Linked DNA regions of Homo sapiens: region 1 is linked to region 2. A link is a contact called in ENCODE Hi-C or POLR2A ChIA-PET data. All regions are on one chromosome and are shown on one strand. Each heading gives the region's core, a stretch centred on a gene start or an enhancer-like site at or near the end of the contact. The rest is flanking DNA. Distances are from core to core; before and after follow the strand shown. Region 1 has its middle 18 kb from the start of KLLN. Region 2 holds the start of PAPSS2 (3'-phosphoadenosine 5'-phosphosulfate synthase 2).

Region 1 (4,508 bases), core at 1,030-3,529, 190 kb before region 2:
GTTTACAACATAAAAGCAAAAACTAGGGATAAATGATCTAATGCTGAACTTGTCTCCTTCTAGGAATATATAAAATTCATTTGTGATATATAAACCAATTTTTTAAGCCCAGTTGATTTTTTTATATTTAATAATTATCAAAATTTAAAAGTATTTATTTGATTATACAAAAATATTAATGATAATTTGGAATAATTTTTAACACTGAGGAGCATTATGGTCCAGAAAATTTAACACAATTTAAATTTTTATAAAATTTGTTGCATGGAAATATGATACAGTCATCATCAATAAAAGATATTCACACATAATATATATTACATCCAAATAAAAATCTGTATCAGAATTGGAAAAAAAATTCAAGTTCAAAGAGAAAAAAGAATGATGTAAAATTTCCCATTGTAAAAAATGCTTGTTCGTTTTTTTAATGTTTTGATGGGCAATGGCAACAAATTACTATGGTATTTATGAATATTGGATACACTTAAGAATTCTACTTTAAATGTTACATAGGCCAGGCATGGTGGCTCACGCCTGTACTCCCAACACTTTGGGAGGCCGAGGCGGGTGGATCACCTGAGGTCAGGAGTTCGAGACCAGCCTGGCCAACATGGTGAAAACCCGTCTCTACTAAAAATACAGGTGAAACCCTGTCTCTACTAAAAATACAAAAAAAAAAAAAATTAGCAGGGCGTGGTGGCGGGTGTTTGTAATCCTAGCTACTCGGGAGACTGAGGCAGGAGAGAATCGCATGAACCCGGGAGGTGGAGGTTGCAGTGAGCCAAGATTGCGCCATCGTACTCCAGCCTGGGCAACAAGAGCAAAAACTCTGTCTCCAAAAAAAAAAAAAAAAAAGTTACATAACTAGGAAATTACTTCCTTTCCACCTACTTAAACTTAGAATAAAAAAGTTCAATTCTAACTCTACCATGTGTATAGAGGAAAAGTTTTTCCAAATTGTTTGTGGGATAAGCTAACAAAAAAGTTTAAAGACCCCTACTCTAGCAAAACTTTCATATATTGAAAGCAGAAACATATAGGGAAATTCATGGAAATATTATTTAAAACAGCAAAAAATTAGAATCTAAATGTTCCATATAGATAAATCAAATGTGATATTTTCATATGATAAAACATTATACAGCAGGTTAAACAAATAAATTAGATCAACTTATCAACATGGAAATTTTGCAAGCTTTATCAGATACTAGTTAAATCTGATTCTCAGAATTACATTGGGCTCATCCTTCTTTCATTTCCCATTCCTCTCATGACAGAGAAACCCATCCAAAAAGTACAATAGGTGTGACATTGCCCAAACTTTGGCCCTGAAGCAGAGAACCCTGAGTGGGTATGTAACATCATCATATCGCAGTTCTAATCATGAAGGCTCCATAGTTATGTAAGGTATTTTAATGACTACACTTGCTGGGAGTGGAAGGGAGATTAAACAGCTCAAATAACCAATTAGGAGGAAAAGGATTCCCTCATTATCTAGTCTTGCGTGACATAATGACGTTTCTGTCAACAACAGCCCGCATATACCAAGGCAGTCCCATGATTATAATGGAGCTGAAAAATTCCTATCGCCTTGTGAACCTAGCCATCCTAACGTCATGGAGTAATGCATTACTCACAGTTTGCGGTGATGCTGGTGCAAGCAAACTTACTGCACTACCAGTCATATAAAAGTATAGCACATTCAATTATGTACACTATGTAATACTTGATAATGATAATAAACAACTGTTACCACTTTATGTATTTACTATACCATACTTTTAATTGTTATTTTAGAGTGTACTCCTTCTACTTATTTTTTTTTAGTTAACTGTAAAACAGCCTCAGGCAGGTTCTTCAGGAGGTATTCCAGAAAACAGCTTCAATATCACAGCAGACGACAGCTCCGTGTATGTTACTAACTCTGAAGAGCTTCCAGTGGACAAAATGTGGATGTGGAAGACACCGATACTGATGATCCTCACCATGTGTAGGCCTGTGCTTACATGGGTGTTTGTGTCTTAGTTTTTAACAAAATAAGTTTAAAAAATTTTAAGAAATTAATTTAAAAATAGAAAAAAGCTTATAGGATATAAAGAAAATATTGTTGATATGTAATCATAATTTATTATTATTTACAACTTTATGTTATTTAATAGCTTATTATTGAAGAAATTTTTTCATAAATTGTAGCCTAGTGTGCAGTGTTTATGCAGTTTACAGTAGTGTACAATAATGTCCTAGGCTTTCACAGTGACTCACCACTCACTCATTGACTCACCCAGAGCAACTTCCAGTCCTGCAAGCTCCATTCATGGTAAATGCCTTATACAGGTATACCATTTATCTTTTATACCATATTTTTACTGTACCTTTTCTATATTTAGGTATGTTTAGATACACAAATACTGACCATTATGTTACACTTGCCTACAGTACTCAGTATAGTAACATGCTGTACATGTTTGTAGCCTAGAAGCAACAGGCTATACCACATAGCTTAGGTGTGTAGTGGGCTACACCATCTAGGTTTGTGCAAGTACACTTTATCATGTTTGCACAAAGACAAAATTGTCTATGGATTCGTTTATCAGAACAAATCCCTGTTATGTGACACATGGCTATATTTGGAACCTCTACTTGCCTGGAAAGAGGAAGTAAGGTACATATTTACTTACATATGAATGATGGATAAAAGAAATATTAGTGACTTTGCAAATATCCAATGGTGAGATAAGCAAAAATGACTCTTAGCAAGAAATTAATTCTATACTAATAAAATCAGTTGTGGAGTTATTTTCTGTAGGAAAGCAAAATCCATAACATAATGCCAGTAGTAACAATTAAATTGTTTGCTTATTCATATGAATTCTATTCTACTCTGTTTTGGGAAATCTGCTTAAACATTTGAGTATTATTTTATTGTATTTTCTTTTTTTAAAAATTAAAGGTCGCTCACTAGTCCGGTTTCCATTAGCGGCCATAACCAAGGGAGAGGAACCAGCTGGCATGGGAAGGGGCCATCTTCACAACATTCCATTTATACACAGAACTAAACAGACAGGCACAGAGTCACTGTTGTGGTTAGAAGTTGTAGCATGGGAAGGTGGAGGAACAGGTGGAGAGTGGGGTTGTTTTTAAAATATATATATAGGCCTTCCCCAACTGGGGTTCCTGGGAGAACTTGGTCTGCTTCAACCCAAGAGGAATCAGAAGATCCAAGCAGTTTGGGAAGGCCAGAACTGTCAGGGATGGAGAGAGGAGGAAAATCCAGGGAGTTGGGGGGCTGTTTGGCAATTGGGGTGAAGGGAGTGCCTTCCCTCTGCTGGGATTCCCCCAGGCCCTCCAGTCTGGCAGGAAGGGGGCAGCCTGCAATCCCTGAGGGCAGGTCTGGGACTAGTAGATTCTCCAGGAAGGGCGCTGGAGGGGATCACAAAGTTTGCCCTCCAAGAAGACGACAGTGCTGACCCCTAGCTGCTTCTTGATGACGTCTTTGGAGCTGGCATAGATCATTTTGCTCTTAATGGATGCAGACTCAGAGGCCCAGAAGATAAACACCAGGTCCTTCTTCTTGCTGTCCTTGGTGGCGTCATAAGGGGCGTAGCGGCAGTCCTTACTGTCAGCATCTTGACAAAAGTGGCATAGGGATCATCAATGGTTTGGTCCACATTACTTACCAGGATCTTCTTGGCCTCCGCAAGGATGATGTACTTCTTGTACTCACTCAGGCAGAAGAGCAGCAACTTCTTGCGCTTCTTCACCTTTTCTAGTGTTGAAGACTTGCACACTTTCATGTCACTGAACACCTTGATGACATCATCAAAGACAGCCACATGGGAGCCCATGTTTCCAGAAGTGAAAAGGAGATGGCAAGGAGAGCCGCTGCAGCTGCTGCCAGGATCTGACTAGACATTTGAATATTTTGAGAATGAAGTCTTATTTTCTCACTGACCCCATTAAAAAATCAGTAATAACATAAAATGAGGCTGTAATAAGAACAATAATGATAATAACTATATTTATTATTACTAACATTTGTTGATAACACTTAATGGAGTCATTAAAGGGTATGTATGGTCTTATGAAGCCCTCTGGCATGTTTGCATTTTCTCCCCAGGTCTCTGCAAATATGTTTCTATAAAGGACAGTGTGGGGTAAGCACTGTCACACAAGTAATAATGAATATTTATTGATTGCATACTACTACTAAATGACCTACAGGCATGATCCACTTAAATACCTCTCATATATCTCTTAAAATTTGCTGCTACACTGCTTCCCTACCAAAAGTACTAAAGCTATCCTTCTCCTATAGCAGCTGAGGCTTTATTATAATTTCTGCAATTTTCTACCTTCAGGAGGAGTTTTCTCCCTAAGGTTTCCAGTATTCTGAAAGTACTTTCCTAGCAGACTCCTCCCATTGCTCACTAGACATGCCTAGACAAGTTCTAACCTCAATTGTGAATGCAGCCTTTATGTGAGTACTCTACCAGAGGAGGGAGAAAGGG
Region 2 (4,899 bases), core at 1,255-3,754:
CCTACACTCTCTCATTTAAACCAAAACTATCTCCTCTTCCTAGAGTGGTCTGAACTGAAAGGCAATATTCATCCAGAGAGTGTGGCCAAAAAAACCTGGAAAAGAGGTATCTCCTTTTCCGCCTCCCCCACCCAGTATACCACCTGGCATACAGTAGGTGCTCAACAAATATTTGAAGTTACTGTAGTGGCTGCTGTGTGAATTAACTGTCCTCTGTTGACAGTGCAGTAAACAATGTGATGATTCCTATAAGACCGTAAAAGATCAGCTCAGTCTCACTCCTAGGCTAGCTTGTGAGGTCAGCAATACTTATCAAACAATTGATTAGTTCAGAGGTCACACAAGCGGACAGATTTTGCTTTGGCCTGCAAGGTTTCAAAACACATTTTGAATGAACATTCAAAGCTTGAGAGATTCCACATGCATTTACAGCTGGCTTGCTGTAAATAGTACCGATAGTACCTATCTAGCCCTTTTGGGAACTTGGGTTGGTGCCTGGGTTATAACTGCGTTAGACTAAATCAAAATTCAGAAAAGTTCTATTTCAGTTAGCTGTTTCAGGAGTTAATTTAATGCTGTATAAAACAGACACACACATACACCCACCTAACAAAAAATAGAAGGTTCAGAATGTGTAAATACAAAAACCAAACCCTCCGGCCCTCAAATTTCTCACTGCTTCTGACTGTGCAGAGCCCCCGCAATTGATTTGTAATGACCCTGTTCTCAAACCCTCCTCTTCCTGGGCTCCTGCCGACTGGAGGCATCAAGAGGAGAGACCACCTCGTCCCTTTCTAATGCTTGACAAAGTCCCCCATCACAACTGAGAAGGAATTCTTGATGCAAGCAGGAAGGTGGGAATTAAAACCCCACTGATATAAAAAGCTACTGGCACAGCGGCTTGCCATTTAGAAGACACTATTTAGGATTTTACAGAAATTAATCGCATTAAATAGGAACAAAATACAAGTGATTTTCATTTATTATTTCAAAAATATGTTACAACGCTGAGAGTCCCCCACTTAAAAATTACTCCTGAGAAAGGCAGCTGGATTTTGATAAATGTCCCTTCCCAAATTGATGCCACCTACACCCTGGACCCTCCTGCTGGTCCAGTATGGTCCCTGGAGCCACAGAGCCCCCACCCTGTTCTCTTGCTGCTCAAATGACCCTTCTAGCCCTGCATGGCCCCTCCACACTCCTTCCCCACTTCTTGGCTTTATATTTTGTTTTTTTTTTTAAACCTCTCCCCGGCCCACCACAAATACACCTCAAAGATATTTCGGTAATACACATTATATAAGAATAAACATTTATCAGGCACCTACTATGTGTCCATTGCACGTCTATCTACTAGAGAGAGGTCAACCCATTCAGTAACCAGTACAATCATCTGAGGCTTGCAGGGTGGTGGCTGAAGATAGAATGTTCAGCGGCCAAACTGCTGAGTAGGATTTTATCAAGGCTTGCTGACCACATCTGACGTGGCCCCAGTGCTGTCTAGAAGGCGCCATCCAACTCTAAGAGTCTATGATTACTGCTCCCGGTTTTTTTTTTTTTTTTTTTTTTTTTTTTTTCAGTTTATTGGGGTATAATTGACAAATAGAACTGCTGCCATTTTTAAGAATGCAAAATTTATAGGTGCCCATGTTGCTGGGAAAGAAACTTTTCTCTTTGACACGCCCTCATATTTCCCATTAAAGGAGGACAGCTCAGATTATTAATTCTGGGTAAAAGTGTGCCTCCTCAACACAGTCCCCTCATCTTACTCCACCAAACCGAGGGGCACCCTCACCCCTCATTACTGAACTCGAGATGCCACCCAATGCCGAAATCAAGCTAGAGGGCTAAATCCCGCCAGTGTAGAAATGCAATTTCCTCCAGTTTGCTTTGATAATTGCAGTTTCCTCTATGAAAGTCCGTCATTAAAGCCCACTCCAAGGAAGTTCCCATAGACAAAACCCCAGCGACCAGACCTGGCAGAACGGGAGTCAGCTCGATCTGCTCCGAGACCCTACAGAAGAAAAGGCGGGTCTGGAAGAGCTCTTGGGAAAGAAAGGGGATTTCCTGTCCCTGGTCCTGGATCTAGATCCGGACCCACTTGAGAAGCTCGGGAGGTCTCTCGCGGGCGCGGCGACCCCAAGGAGCGCAGATTCCCAGAGTCGCGGGGTGGAGAGGGGCTGCGGGGCGAGGACTGCCCCGGGAATTCCACACAGAGCCTCTTTCTCTTGCTTCCCTCCGTGCCCCACTCTTACTCCTCCTCCCGACGCCCCCTCCCGGGGAGGGTGGGACCCAAGTGCCGGGGAATTGGGGGTTGGGGGTCGGCGCGTGCAGTGCGGTGGCGGGGAGGGAAGCCGGCGCCTGGAAGCCTACCGTCTTTTGCTTCTTGATCCCCGACATGCTGGCTGGCTGCGGCGGAGCCCGGGTCCCGGGAGCAGAGACCGAAGGACGCAGGGACGGCGGCGGCGGCGGCGGCAGCAGCAGCAGCAGCAGCAGCAGCGGCTGCCGGACTCCCGGGAAGGAGGTATAAAAAGGCTCCGCAGACACGTCGCACTTCCCTTGACCAGCCCCCTTCTCCTACTCCTCCTCCCGCCACGCTCCTCTCCGCCCCGTCGGTTCCGCAAGCAGCGCCCAGCCTTGGGGACCCGGCCGCCGCCGCCTAGGCGGGGTCCCCGGCCCGGCCCCTACTCGCGGGCGCGCGCTCCGCCAGCCCCGGTCCCGGGCGAGACCTTGCAGCGGAGCGGCAGATGGCACGCCCGGCACGCGGCCTGGGGTCAAGTTCACCCCGCCCGCCCCACCCCCAGAGGGTCCCAGAGCGTCCTCCACTCCCCTCACCAGCCTCCCGCGCCTCTTCAAGGAAGTCTTCCTGCCTCTAGGACCTAAGAGCTTATTTGGTTAAGGGCAAGGATGCTTGAAGCCGCCAGGTTTGTTGGCAGGATCCTCATATGCAGTAGTAAAAACGAAGGTTCACACTCATGGATCCTTACAATGCACTCCGCTGGGCTCTGCCTTAATTCTCATGGGCCCCCTCCATCCTGCCCCGACCCCGGGCAGCAAGTCCTACTATCTTCCAGTTTTACAAACGAGCAATTGAGGCTTTCAGACTTTGCCAAGATTATATTCCAAATGAGGGGATTCAAACCCAGGCTGACAGCCTCCTCAGTGCAGGCTTTCTTCACCAGCATCATCACACATGGTGATAACTCCCAAGGTTCACAGCTTGTCTGTTCACTATGCATCGTGCTGAGGGGCTTCCATGCACTTCCTCCATTCCCGCTCACAACAGTATCGTCAGGTTACAGGTATGGGCCTGTGGAGGCACGGCCCCTCCTCACAACGACAAGCAAGTGGCAATGGCCAATGGAAGCCCAGCAACTTGTTTCAGTCCACCCCCAAAGTAGCACTTCTGTTCCACTGGAATGGGCCCTGAGGAGGAGGAAAAGGAGGCACAAGATGAGCAGGCTTAGGCCTAGGGCGCCAAGATTTTACCAGAAGGCAGTATGGGGCAACCCTCTGAACGAACCCAAAGGCAGTATGGGGCAACCCTCTGAACGAACCCAAATGTCAAGGCCAAGTAGAGGTGAGGGAGAGAAGCTCTAGTGACAAGCACTTTGGGGGCAGTCACTGGGTCTCACACCCCTTGTACCTTAACTGACTCCTTGTGTAATGCTACAAACGGATGGATATGACCATACTCTCAAAAGAAGTAACGTAACACACAAGGGCCACACTTCTCATTCCCACTCTAGTGTTCCTGCTGTGAAAGAGTTGGAGTAATATTCTATGGAGGTGAGGGATGGGACTTTTCTTTCATACCTAATTGTATTTCTGGAAGACTGCCAGCTTTCCAGACAGACACTTGATCTGAGTATTCATTGACTGCCCTTCGCCGTGGGAAGGTGGGAAAGAAAAATAAATCAGGAGTCAGAAACGTAAAAGGCAGCCTGCATGTCTGTACAGTCTAGAGTTGTAAGCTGATTTATTTTCTTACTCATTTTGAGTAAACTGCCACCACTGCCTTCCAATGTAAGCAGCTAGGGGCAAATACTGAGTTTGAGTTTCTGTTCTGCATACAAACTAGCACATTTTAAATGTATATGAAGTTTAAATAGCAACATCCTATTCTTATTTCATTGGAAAAATCCTTTTATATTAGTTTCCACCATATCTTAGACTCTGCCAGATCTTGCCCTAAGAAAAGGTAAAGTAAATGTGAATTGAAAAATAGCAATTTGCGGCCTGGCACGGTGGCTCATGCCTGTAATCCCAGCACTTTGGGAGGCCGAGGCAGTCAGATCACCTGGTATCAGGAGTTCGAGACTAGACTGACCAACATGATGAAACCCTGTCTCTAATAAAAATACAAAATTAGCCAGATGTGATGGCATATGCCTGTAATCCCGGCTACTTGGGAGGCTGAGGCAGGAGAATCGCTTGAACCCGGGAGGCAGAGATTGCAGTGAGCCGAGATTGCGCCATTGCACTCCAGCCTGAGTAACAAGAGTGAAACTCCATCTCAAAAAAAAAAAAAGAAAAATAGCAATTTGCGTGATTGTTATTTTGTTTTTATATTGCATCTAAAAACAAAAAGCTGTCTTCTTGAAACAGGAAGTTAAGGACAAATACGTAAGCTACTTCCTGGAAAAGAAATATATGATTGTTTAGATCTGGGAGAGGTTGTGAGATCATTTGTCCAATTTCCCCATTCCTGTATTTTACATATGAGCAATGTAAAACTGGCGCTTAGGGAAGGGAGGGCATCTGACCGTAGTCACTAGTTAGGAGCAGAGCTGAGGCTTTAACGCAGGTCAGCCTGACTTCCCAAGTGCTCTGACCCCAAATGTCCTGCCCACTGAGTCACCCAACTTCCACGCCAACTATTTCAATACCCCATGATAA

The links. Hi-C counts contacts between places; a loop is a spot of excess contacts on that map. ChIA-PET counts read pairs that join two places held with the same protein, here RNA polymerase II (POLR2A). Pooled maps may share reads with other maps.
Region 1: a loop to region 2 is called in a map with no recorded cell type, with 2.6 times the contacts of the local background. The contact joins the enhancer-like site here to the promoter of PAPSS2 in region 2. A Hi-C loop is called at or near these places in 1 of 37 single-sample maps with no recorded cell type and 6 of 50 pooled maps. POLR2A ChIA-PET finds 5 or more read pairs at or near these places in 4 of 52 experiments (AG04450, HCT116, HEK293 and 1 more).

The regions. Positions count from the first base shown.
Region 1 is chr10:87,843,207-87,847,714 of GRCh38, reverse strand. It overlaps the pseudogene CFL1P1. Among named protein-coding and RNA genes, the nearest start is that of KLLN, 18 kb to the left of the region's middle. RefSeq lists an enhancer at 3,864-4,508. Within about 2 kb of position 2,279, at least 5 of the 41 ENCODE cell types and tissues checked have a DNase peak (open chromatin) inside an H3K27ac peak, as active enhancers do; they include HCT116, where a contact is called at or near this core.
Region 2 is chr10:87,657,483-87,662,381 of GRCh38, reverse strand. It overlaps PAPSS2 (3'-phosphoadenosine 5'-phosphosulfate synthase 2), which reads right to left and starts at 2,504. Exons shown (of 13, transcript NM_001015880.2): 1 at 2,374-2,504. The coding sequence starts at 2,400. RefSeq lists a silencer at 2,517-2,756.